Linked DNA regions of Homo sapiens: region 1 is linked to region 2. Evidence: chromatin loops called from intact Hi-C (ENCODE). Cell type or tissue: CD4-positive, alpha-beta T cell. All regions are shown on one strand.

Region 1 (5,000 bases), 400 kb after region 2:
CTAGGTCCCGGGAGACTCCATCATCCCTTGTAGTTTCACTCCTGCTTTACCTTTTTTTTTTTTTTTTTTTTTTTTGAGACGGTCTCACTCTGTCACCAAGGCTGGAGTGCAGTGGCAGGATCTCAGCTCACTGAAACCTCCCCCTACCAGGTTGAAGCGATTCTTGTACCTCAGCCTCCCAAGTAGCTGGGATGACAGGCACACACCAACACCCCTGGCTGATTTTTGTATTTTTAGTAGAGACAGGGTTTCACTATGTTGGCCAGGCTGGTCTCAAACTCCTGACCTCAAGTGATCCACCCACCTCAGCCTCCCAAAGTGCTGGGATGACAGGCGTGAGCCACTGCGCCCGGCCCATACTTTGTTTTAAAAAGTATTCTTATCATGCTCTACTAATGGTCATCACCTGCAGTTTGAAAAATGCCTTAACTGACACTTGTCCAAGTGATCCTTTCGCTGACTCGTCAGGCCAGATCAGGCTTCTGGGCACTCATGCCACTACTTTCCCGCAGAGCTGTGTTCACAATTTGTTACGTTAGTGTCAGTTTCCCCCCACTAGACAACTGTTCCATGAAAGCAGCAACATGACAACGATGCTCACAGTTGTATCAGGTGCTAAGTCTCAGTGCTCAATAAGTATTTGTGGAACGAATAATACACGAGCAAACGAATGAAACTCACACTTAATGTGTTATTCCTCCCAGGAGGACTTCCATATAGAACTTTGACAAATCAATATCTAATAGTGAAATTTCTAGCACATTTCTTTCTGGGACAGGGAACACTGGGTGGGGTAGTAGGCTACAAGGTACAAGTTCTATCCTGTTGTATTTAAGAGAGGATCTGATTTTAAAAGTGACTTATATACATCTATTTCATACAACTTCGGAGTCATACTTTACTCTCTCTCATTCCTCATCCACCAGCAAATCTTGCCAGAATTTAAATATATTCAGAATTCCAGTACTCAATATCCTCTGTTTACACACCATCACCTCTCATCATAGTCACTACAGGAACCTATAATTATCTTCCTGCTGATACCCTTGCCTCCCTTCACTTTCAACACAGTGACTTTGTCAATATAGAAGTCAGATAGAGTCACCCTTCTGTTCAGGACCCTTAAATAGTTCCCATCTCAAAGCAGGGGAAGCCTCTTTTACATACTTCCCATCTCAAAGTGGGGAAAGCCTCTTTTACAGTGGCCTCTCTGCTTAATTTTCTTCACAGAAATTATCATCTTCTAACGTGTCATCTATTTTTACTTGCTCATTGTGTTGCTCCGCCTCGTAGGATATAAGCTCCACGAGGGCATAGATTTGTTTACTGCCGTGTCATCTTACACAAACCTTGGTACAGGGTAGTCATTCATTAAACTATGTGTTAAATAAATGAATGAATCCATAGGATAACCCAAATAAATATGCAATAATTCGGAAATGTGAATCTCTGGCGTCCACTAATCCACCTCTACAAGTATCTACGGAGGACCTACTAGGTGCGGACACGAGGCAGCTAAACGAGTTCTCCTAAAAGGGCGATAAAGCCTCCTGCAGGCAGTCCTCCTCATACCTCGGATCCAAAAAGAAGAATGGAGGTAAGAACTTAAGTCATTTCATTCATTTTTTTTTTCTTTTGTAGAGGTTGGGGGAGGTGGTCTCACTATGTTGCCCAGGCTGGTCTCGAACTCCTGGCCTCAAGCGATCCTCCCGCCTCGGCTTCCCAAAGAGCTGGGTTTACAGGCGTGAGCCACTGTGCCCAGTCTCATTTCTTGAAAGAGATAAATAAGTAGAGGGGAGAAAAGAAGTATAGAAAAAGAAAAAAGAGAAGGAAGAGGTCCTGCTGCCTTCGTGCTCCCGGCCTTTCTCTTCCATGCTAGATTAGGATCCCAGAATTTCCGTTCTGTCTATTGCTGTGTGTATCGAGAGAAAAGCACCCCACTGTTGGCAAATCAATCTTACAGTCAATCATTCTTTAGGCAGCGGGAACATCCTCCACTCAGGGTTCGCCTTTCCACCTACGGCGTCCGGGGACGCAGGAAGTAAACTAAGTTGTTTCTATGGCAACGCACAGCTTTGGCGGATTTAGCTGGCTACCATTTTGCCTTCCCTTGTTCCCAAGTAGTACATTTTGCAGCCTACCAAGATGAAAGGACTTAGGAAAATAATTGTAAGAGTGCTATTGAATGTGGCTTATTTCAGTGCGAAGCCGATTTCCGAGGATTGTTTTTCTGGCGTTTGGAGAAGATGCCTAAATTGAGGGCGGAGTCGAAAGATGTTTAATCCCACAAGGCCACGCGGCGGGGCCTCGTCCTTCTCTTACCGCCATCTTGGCTCCTGTGGAGGTGAGTGAAGGGTCTGCTGCTGAAATTTGGGGGCAAATAACCGGAGTAGGTTTGTTCCTGTGCCTTGGCGAGTCGCCGGTGCGTATCGGAGTCTCTGCCAGCCATTGATTTCTACGGGTTTCAAGAAGAGGGAGAACAGGATGGAGGAGATGTTGGGCTGATGGTGTTTGGTCCCCTGACACCCGGAGAACGGCTGCCCGGGTTATCCCAGTTAAATTCCTGGGCCTGAACGGAGTGAAACGATGTTTTTGTTCGTGTGCAGTTGTCCATGAGGCAGTGCTTCCTTCATCCGTTTCCTCCCAGTCCATACCTTCCTTGGCTTGTCTGACCAGTCTCTTTCCTCAGCTTTTCTCCCCCAGCCATTGCATAAAAGTCTTACGTGTGTGTTTCTCTTTAAGGCTTCATTTCTTTTCCTGAGTGTTGCCTACTGATAACGGCATGCATTTTCTCAGGCTTTTCTGAGAGTCATTTTTGTGACTCCTGTCCCTTAGTTTTGTCTTCATTCTGAAGTTTGCTTAGATACCAGCTGTTCTCTGAGGTTTGAATGTCTTGCCGGACCCTGCGTTTCATATGGATGTTCTGGCATTGTTGTCCCCGAACTCCTACATGAAACTCCCATCCAAAAGGAATTTGCTTTAGGGGCTTAAACGAGAGGGGACGAGGTGGGAAACTTGTGTGGCTTGGTTTTAAACTAATCTTTTTGTTTGTTTTAAGGCCTGCTGGGAACGGGACTTCTAAAAGGAACTATGTCTGGAAGGTACGCGTTTTAAATATAGTTCTTTATTTTTGTGTGTTAGACGTGAACGTAAATGCGAGCTTAAAATTGGCAAGAAAAAACTTAGATGTTTGCTCTGAGTAACTTTTGGGTGGGGGTGATTACAAGTCAGATTGGTTTTTTGAAGCTTATGTTTCATGTTGTGTATCTTTTGTGTCTTAGGCTGTGGTCCAAGGCCATTTTTGCTGGCTATAAGCGGGGTCTCCGGAACCAAAGGGAGCACACAGCTCTTCTTAAAATTGAAGGTGTTTACGCCCGAGATGAAACAGAATTCTATTTGGGCAAGAGATGCGCTTATGTATATAAAGCAAAGAAGTAAGTTTATGACACTGGTAGGTTTTGGGTTTTTGAGATCTGCCTCATTTTCTTTTTTATATAACGGAGTCTTGCTCTGTTGCCGAGGCTGGAATGCAGTGACTTGGTCTCCCTCACCGAAACCTCCGCCTCCCGGGTTCAAGCAAGTGTCCTGTCTCAGCCTCCCGAGTAGCTGGGATTACAGGCGCCGGCCACCACGCCCGGCTAGTTTTTGTATTATTAGTAGAGACAGGGTATTGCCATGTTGGCCAGGCTGGTCCCAAACTCCTGACCTTAGGTGATCCGCCCACCTCGGCCTCCCAAAGTGCTGAGATTACAGGCTTGAGCCACCGCGCCTGGCCTCATTATCCTATTGAAATAATAAACAAAAGATTTAGCTGAAGTACTTGGTATTGTTTTTTTGTTTTTGTGACAAGAGTCTCTGTTGCCCAGGTTGGAGGGCAGTAGCGCGATCTTGGCTCGCTGCAGCCTCTGCCTCCTGGCTCAAGCGATTCTCCTGCCTCAGCCTCCTGAGTAGCTGGGCTTACAGGGGTGTGCCACCACGCCCGGCTAATTTTTGTATTTTTACTAGAGAATGGGTTTCCCCATGTTGGCCAGGCTGGATTGGTATTGCTGTGGCTTCTATTTTGCGTCATTAAGGAACTTAATGGGGAGTTTTAGAAGGACGTTACTTCTGAGGGTGGTGTTGGATTTAGGTACCTTTTGCACTTGTAAGCAATAAAGGAGGTAATTCCTTATATTGTGATCCTTTTAAGGTTTCTAATTTTTTTTCTCGGCTCCTTTTGCCAGAATTTAAGGATTTTTAGAACACTTGTGCTTAATGCATTTTGTTAATGCCTTAAAATTATGGGTTTTTTTTTTTTTTTTTTTTTTTTTTGGAGACGGAGTCTCACTGTCACCTAGGCTGGAGTGCAGTAGCACAATATCGGCTCACCGCAACCTCCGCCTCCCGGGTTCAAGGGATTCTCCTGCCTTAGCCTCCTGAGTAGCTGGGATTACAGGCGGCCGCCACCATGCCTGTCTAATTTTTGTATATTTAGTAGAGATGGGGTTTCACCATTTTGGCCAGGCTGGTCTTAAACTCCTGAACTTGTGATCCACCCACCTCAGCCTCCCAAAGTGCTGGGATTACAGGCAGGAGCCACGGTGCCCCGCCCCTTGTTTTTTCTTTTCTTTCTTTTCTTTTTTTCTTTCTTTTTTGAGACAGAGTTTTGCTCTTGTTATCCAGGCTAAAGTGCAATGGCACAATCTCAGCTCACTGTAATCTCTGCTTCCCGGGTTCAAGCGATTATCCTGCCTCAGCCTCCGAGTGAGGTGGGATTACAGGCGTGTGCCACCACACCCAGCTAATTTTATGTTTTTAGTAGAAACGGGGTTTCACAGTGTTGGTCACTCTGGTCTTGAACTCCTGACCTCAAGTAATCCACCTGCCTCGGCCTCCCAGAGTGCTGGGATTATAGCGCAAGTCACTGCACCAGGCCAAAATTAGTTTTTATGCATGCCTAAAGATGTTTATGCTGTAGACTTTTTTTTTTTTTTGAGACAAAGTGTTGCTCTGTTGCCCAG
Region 2 (5,000 bases):
TCTTGCGGAACATAAATCAGATCATGTCACGCCTCACCAAACTCCTGCCAGAGTAAAAGCCAAAATCTAGAGTTTGCCTACAAGGCCCTCCATGTTCTGGGTCTCCATTGTCCCTCTGACCTCATTCCTACCTGGTTCACTGCACTTTGGTCACAGTGGCTTTCTTGCTGTCTTTGGAACATAGCAAGCCAGCTCCTGCTTCAGGGCCTTTGTCCTTACTGTTCCCTCTACCTAGAACACTCTTCCCTCAATATCCACAGTCCTTTACTAAAATGTTTACTAAGACATTCTCTGGCCACCCCATCTATCCCACCCCAACCCTGACTATCCCCCTTCTCTGCTTCCATTTTTTCCTCCTCCTTGGCACTTTATTACATTATAGCATTCTACATGTTGTACATATTTATCTTGTTTGTTGTTGTTCAGTCTCATTAGAATATAAGCTCTTTGAGAACAGGAATTTTTGTCTGTTTTGTTCACTGTTGTATCTCCAACATGTACAGCAGTGCCCTGCACACAACAGACACACAATATTGATTGATTGATTCATTGAGATGGAATCTCGTTCTGTTACCCAGGCTGGAGTGCAGGGGTGCAATCTTGGCTCACTGCAACCTCCACCTCTCAGGTTCAAGCAATCCTCCTGCCTCAGCCTCCCAAGTAACTGGGGTTACAAGCATGCACCGCCATGCCTGGCTAATTTTTGTATTTTTAGTAGAGACGGAGTTTCACCATGTTGGCCCGGCTGGTCTCAAACTCCTAACCTCAAATGATCTGCCCACCTCGGCCTCCCAAAGTGCTGAGATTACAGGTGTGTGCCACCACGCCTGGCTGGTACATAATTAAATGAATTAAGAGAGTTTTGGCTGGGTGTGGTGGCTCACGCCTGTAATCCCAGCACTTTGGGAGGCCGAGGTGGGCAGATCACGAGGTCAAGAGATCGAGACCATCCTGGCCAACATGGTGAAACCCCGTCTCTACTAAAAATACAAAAATTAGCTGGGTGTGGTCGCTCGCGCCTGTAGTCCCAGCTACTTGGGAGGCTGAGGCAGGAGAATTACTTGAACCCAGGAGGTGGAGATTGCAGTGAGCCGAGATCACGCCACTGCACTCCAGCCTGGCAACAGAGCAAGACTCTGTCTCAAAAAAAAAAAAAAAAAAAGAAGAGTTTTAAGAAGAGGAGTGCCATTATCAGACTTACATTTTTAAAAAGGTAACTCTCACTGGGTTAATAAGTTGAGGATGGACTAGAGCAGAAGCAGGGAGACCCATTAGGATCTGTGGCAGTAATCCAGGGCCACCATGTGCAGTCATGAGGGTTGTATATTGCACCACTGCAGTGAGATGTGAAAACGTGTTCCTTAGAAATGTACACCAGCCTTGGTGAAAACCATGGAACTGATTAGAATTGGTAAGTCTGGCTTTATATTGAAGGTAGAGTCCGCTACCATTTACCAACAGATTGAGTGTAGGATATGAAAGAAGGAAGAATCAAAGCCATTTCCAAGATGTTTGGTCTAGGTGTAACAAATGACAGTAGTGCAAATGATTAAGCAGCCTTTCTATTCACAAGTGCTTACTGCATTTCAAACCCGAGGACACAAGCTGAGCCCCCGAGTCCTCACCTGGCTCCTCCAAACCGTATCTCCAACTATACTTTTCTCCTCTACTCATTCAACCGTTTGCTACACCATCCCTCAACAAGCCCTGTACTTTCCAATTTTCGAGCCTTGCTCATCCTATACCAAACTGACTGCATCTGACCAAGTCCTAGCTGGTTCAGATAACTCTCCCGAGCAGCCTTTTCTAATCCCCTAATTCAAAAATCTTTCGCCCAATCTCCTCCCTTCTGTGCCTCTGTAACTGCACCTACCTAGCCAGGGTCGTATTCGAGGGATTTCTGTTTATAAACATTCACAAGCCCCCATCCTACCACCAATCCCCACCCGGACTGTGAGCACCCTACAGACAAGACCCAAATGTTGAATCACTCTCTTCTTGCTCCTCCGAATATTTATTGTGTGACGCCTGACAGGAAGTAGAGGCTCTGTAAATGTGTATTGAGTGAATATGAAAGCTTCACAAATTTCAAGGGTCAGCTTCCTTGGCGGCCAGGGATATATACGCCCTATGCAGAGCCCGGCTCCAACGCCTCTTGTAGAAAGAAGGACACTGACCAGGACATTTGCAGCGTCACAAAAGATCCTGTCAGCGCGAGGCCTGCAGGCGGCCCTCCATAGTGAAATATGTGCTTCTGCAACCCCTCAAAGTAGGAACTGCAGGGTGACTCTGCATCAGCTGACTACAGGCAGATTTCCAGGCTGACTGGCTGGAAAAGAAAAAAAAAAAACGCGGAGTTCGACGCCGCGCGCAGCACCAAACACTTCCCCAGAAGGGCGCAGCCTGGAGGCGGCCGCGCGCAGGACGCACGCCCAAGGCGCCTGGGCCGCTAGGGACCGACCGGAGCGCTCAAACCCACAGGGTATCTATCAGGCGCGCGTCAGCACGTAAGCAGAGCGCGAGAACGCCCGAGACGGCGGCGCAGCCAATCCCAGAGCAGCGCTCCCCAACGGCCGGCCGGAGGGCGGGGAGAGAGGGGGGCTCGGCCAGAGCCACGCTTCCCATTGGTTGAGACAGCACCGCCCAGCCAAAGCCCCCTTGTCCTCGCGCGGGTGCGCCGCCTGGACTCCCACCCTGGCCAGTCCCGGGCCCACCACCACTCTGGCATCCCCAGCCTGTCCCCGCGGCTCCTCCTCCTTCCCCGGCCCTGTGGCCTGCCTGCTGTCCAGCATTCTTCCCCAGGGCGCTGTGGCGCGGAGGGAGGACTCCCCAAACCCCGGGAACAGAGCCTTGCGGAGGACCCCGGAGGAGGAGGAGGAGGAGGGACGCGGACGGGACTGGGAGATTCGGTCGGGAAGGGGACAGGGCCTAGAGCCCGGGGCTAGAAGGCAGGACACCTGGCTTCGGTCTGGGCTCGGCCTTTGACTACGACGTGACCTTGAGGACGGTTCCTTCCCTTCGTGGGGCCTGGGTCCCCTTCAGTAAGATGCGCCGGCAGGAAACGATGAGTCGTTTCACCTGGGAGCTGCAGGGCCGCGTGTTTAACCCAGGGCCTCCTCCTGCCTGGCACATTATTCCGAATAATAAATGCCAGATCATGCTGCTGGAGACGCCGGCAGAAAAGCCGAGAGGGAGACTCCCTGGGGTCTGGGCGCGATCGGCCATCCTACCCTTACCCCGCTGCGGCCGCAGGGCTCGGCCTGTAGGGCGCGAGCCCCCCTTCCCCACCCGTATCCCGGCTTCGGAGCTAAAGGAACACGTGAGGCCGAACCAAACCGAGTAGAGGGCGCCAGGGAATCCCGCCCGAGCTGCAGAGACGCGGACCCCTCCTCTTACCCAAAACCAAATGGGCAGGGGGCTCCGCTGCAGAGGGCTCGCCGAGGCTCTCGCCTTCACCCGGCGCCGCGCAGGTGCCCGCTCTCCTGCGGGGAGAGCCGAGGGGGGGCGCTGCCGCAGGGTCTTTCTGGAAGCCCCTCCACCAGCACTCCTGCGGCCTGCGGCCTCCGCCACCCGGACGCTTCTACACGCGAAGCGCGCGCTGGGGCTACGCTGGGCGGGGCTCACGGCGGCGTGGCTGTCGGGGGGCCGCCGAGCCGCCTCCTCCGCGCTGGGTGCCCGGCTGGCGCTCCTCCCGCCCAAGGTGCCCTGATCGCTAGGCTCCCGGTGCGGCCGTCTCGCCCCTAAGCCGGGCGCCAGATCCCCCGCCGCCTTCTCGCTCCCCGACCGCTGGGCGGGGGCGAGGGCCAGGGAGATGGAGCCAGGTGCGGAAAGGGTTGCAGCCTCGCGGGCTGAGGCCGGAGGGTGAAGGCGCCGCTCCTTGAAGTGAGGAAAACTCCGGTGAGGAAGAGGCTCTTTCCAGGTCCTGTGCGTGTTGCTGTCTTTAGAGCTCATTAGGGTTGGTTGGTTTTTAAATTTCTTTTGATCAGATGAATTTATTTAAAGGCCGGGGGCGGTGGCTCACGCCTGTAATTCCAGCACTTTGGGAGGCTGAGGCAGGTGGATCACTTGGGGTCAGGAGTTCGAGACCAGCCTGGCCAACATGGTGAAAACCAGTCTCTACTAAAAATACAAAAGTTAGCAGGGCGCGGTGGCGCACGCCTGTAATCCCAGCTACTCGGGAGGCTGAGGCAGGAGAATCGCTTGAACCCAGGAGGCGGAGGTTCCAGTGAGCCGAGATTGCACCATTGCACTCTAGCCTGGGCGACAGAGTGCTCCGTCTCACAAAAACAAAAAAATTAAAGATTTGCTTCTCAGGGTCTTTAAAAATAAATTAAGAATAGCAGTTTCCCAGAGTTTTAATAATAGAACAACGGAGGGCCATCGGCCACAGATAAGGGTTTCCTCCCAACCCCACCCCACTGCGCTATCGCCCTGCGCCAGCACACCTCAGTTTCCAGGATGAGAAACAGGCTGAGGAGAGAAGACACCAGGACACATTAGTGGCGAAGCTACGCGAAAGGAAAATAAACCTTGGGGCCCCCAAATCACTAGGCTAAAGGGGAAAGTCAAGCTGGGAACGGCTTAGGGCCAACCTGCCCCCATTCTACTCAAAATCACCCCCTGCTCACTGAGATAAATGCATATCTGATTCCCCCTTTGGAGAGGCTCATCAGAAACTCGAAAGAATGCGACCATTTGTCTCTCATCTACCTATAACCTGGGGGCTCCCTCCTTGCTTCGAGTTGTCCCACCTTTCCAGACTGAGCCAATGTTCATCTTACATATGTTGATTGATGTCTCATGTCTCCCTAAAATGTATAAAACCGAGCTGTGTCCCAACCACCTTAGGCACATGTCAGGACTTCCTGAGGCCATTTCACTTGCGTGCATTCTTAACTTTGGGAAAATAAACTTCCTAAATTGATCTGGCTCAGATTTTGGGGGTTCACAACTATGTTTAGGTAAAGTACAGAGAAGGAATGAATAGAATGAAGAGAATG

What was found. A loop is a pair of places that touch in the nucleus more often than their neighbours do. Peaks named below come from ENCODE experiments on the same cell type or tissue, not always from the same donor. Only the 100,000 strongest peaks of a DNase experiment are listed, where the experiment ranks them.
Region 1: it touches region 2 in a loop (6-fold over the local background); 3 of 110 quality-filtered maps call a loop at or near these places.

Annotation. Positions count from the first base shown.
Region 1 is chr3:197,947,878-197,952,877 of GRCh38, forward strand. The region is part of intron 2 of DRC9 (dynein regulatory complex subunit 9); the gene reads right to left. It overlaps RPL35A (ribosomal protein L35a), which reads left to right and starts at 2,313. Exons shown (of 5, transcript NM_000996.4): 1 at 2,313-2,344; 2 at 3,059-3,101; 3 at 3,282-3,434. The coding sequence starts at 3,091. RefSeq lists enhancers at 1,716-1,935, 2,015-2,797, 3,581-4,362. In CD4-positive, alpha-beta T cell, no CTCF peak of the experiment used is centred here; DNase peaks (open chromatin) are centred at 2,154 and 3,954; H3K4me3 peaks cover 2,669 bases; H3K27ac peaks cover 2,060 bases.
Region 2 is chr3:197,552,385-197,557,384 of GRCh38, forward strand. It overlaps BDH1 (3-hydroxybutyrate dehydrogenase 1), which reads right to left and starts at 3,584. Exons shown (of 8, transcript NM_203314.3): 1 at 3,397-3,584; 2 at 2,178-2,329. In CD4-positive, alpha-beta T cell, a CTCF peak has its summit at 2,402; DNase peaks (open chromatin) are centred at 2,507, 3,037 and 3,587; H3K4me3 peaks cover 2,583 bases; H3K27ac peaks cover 1,631 bases.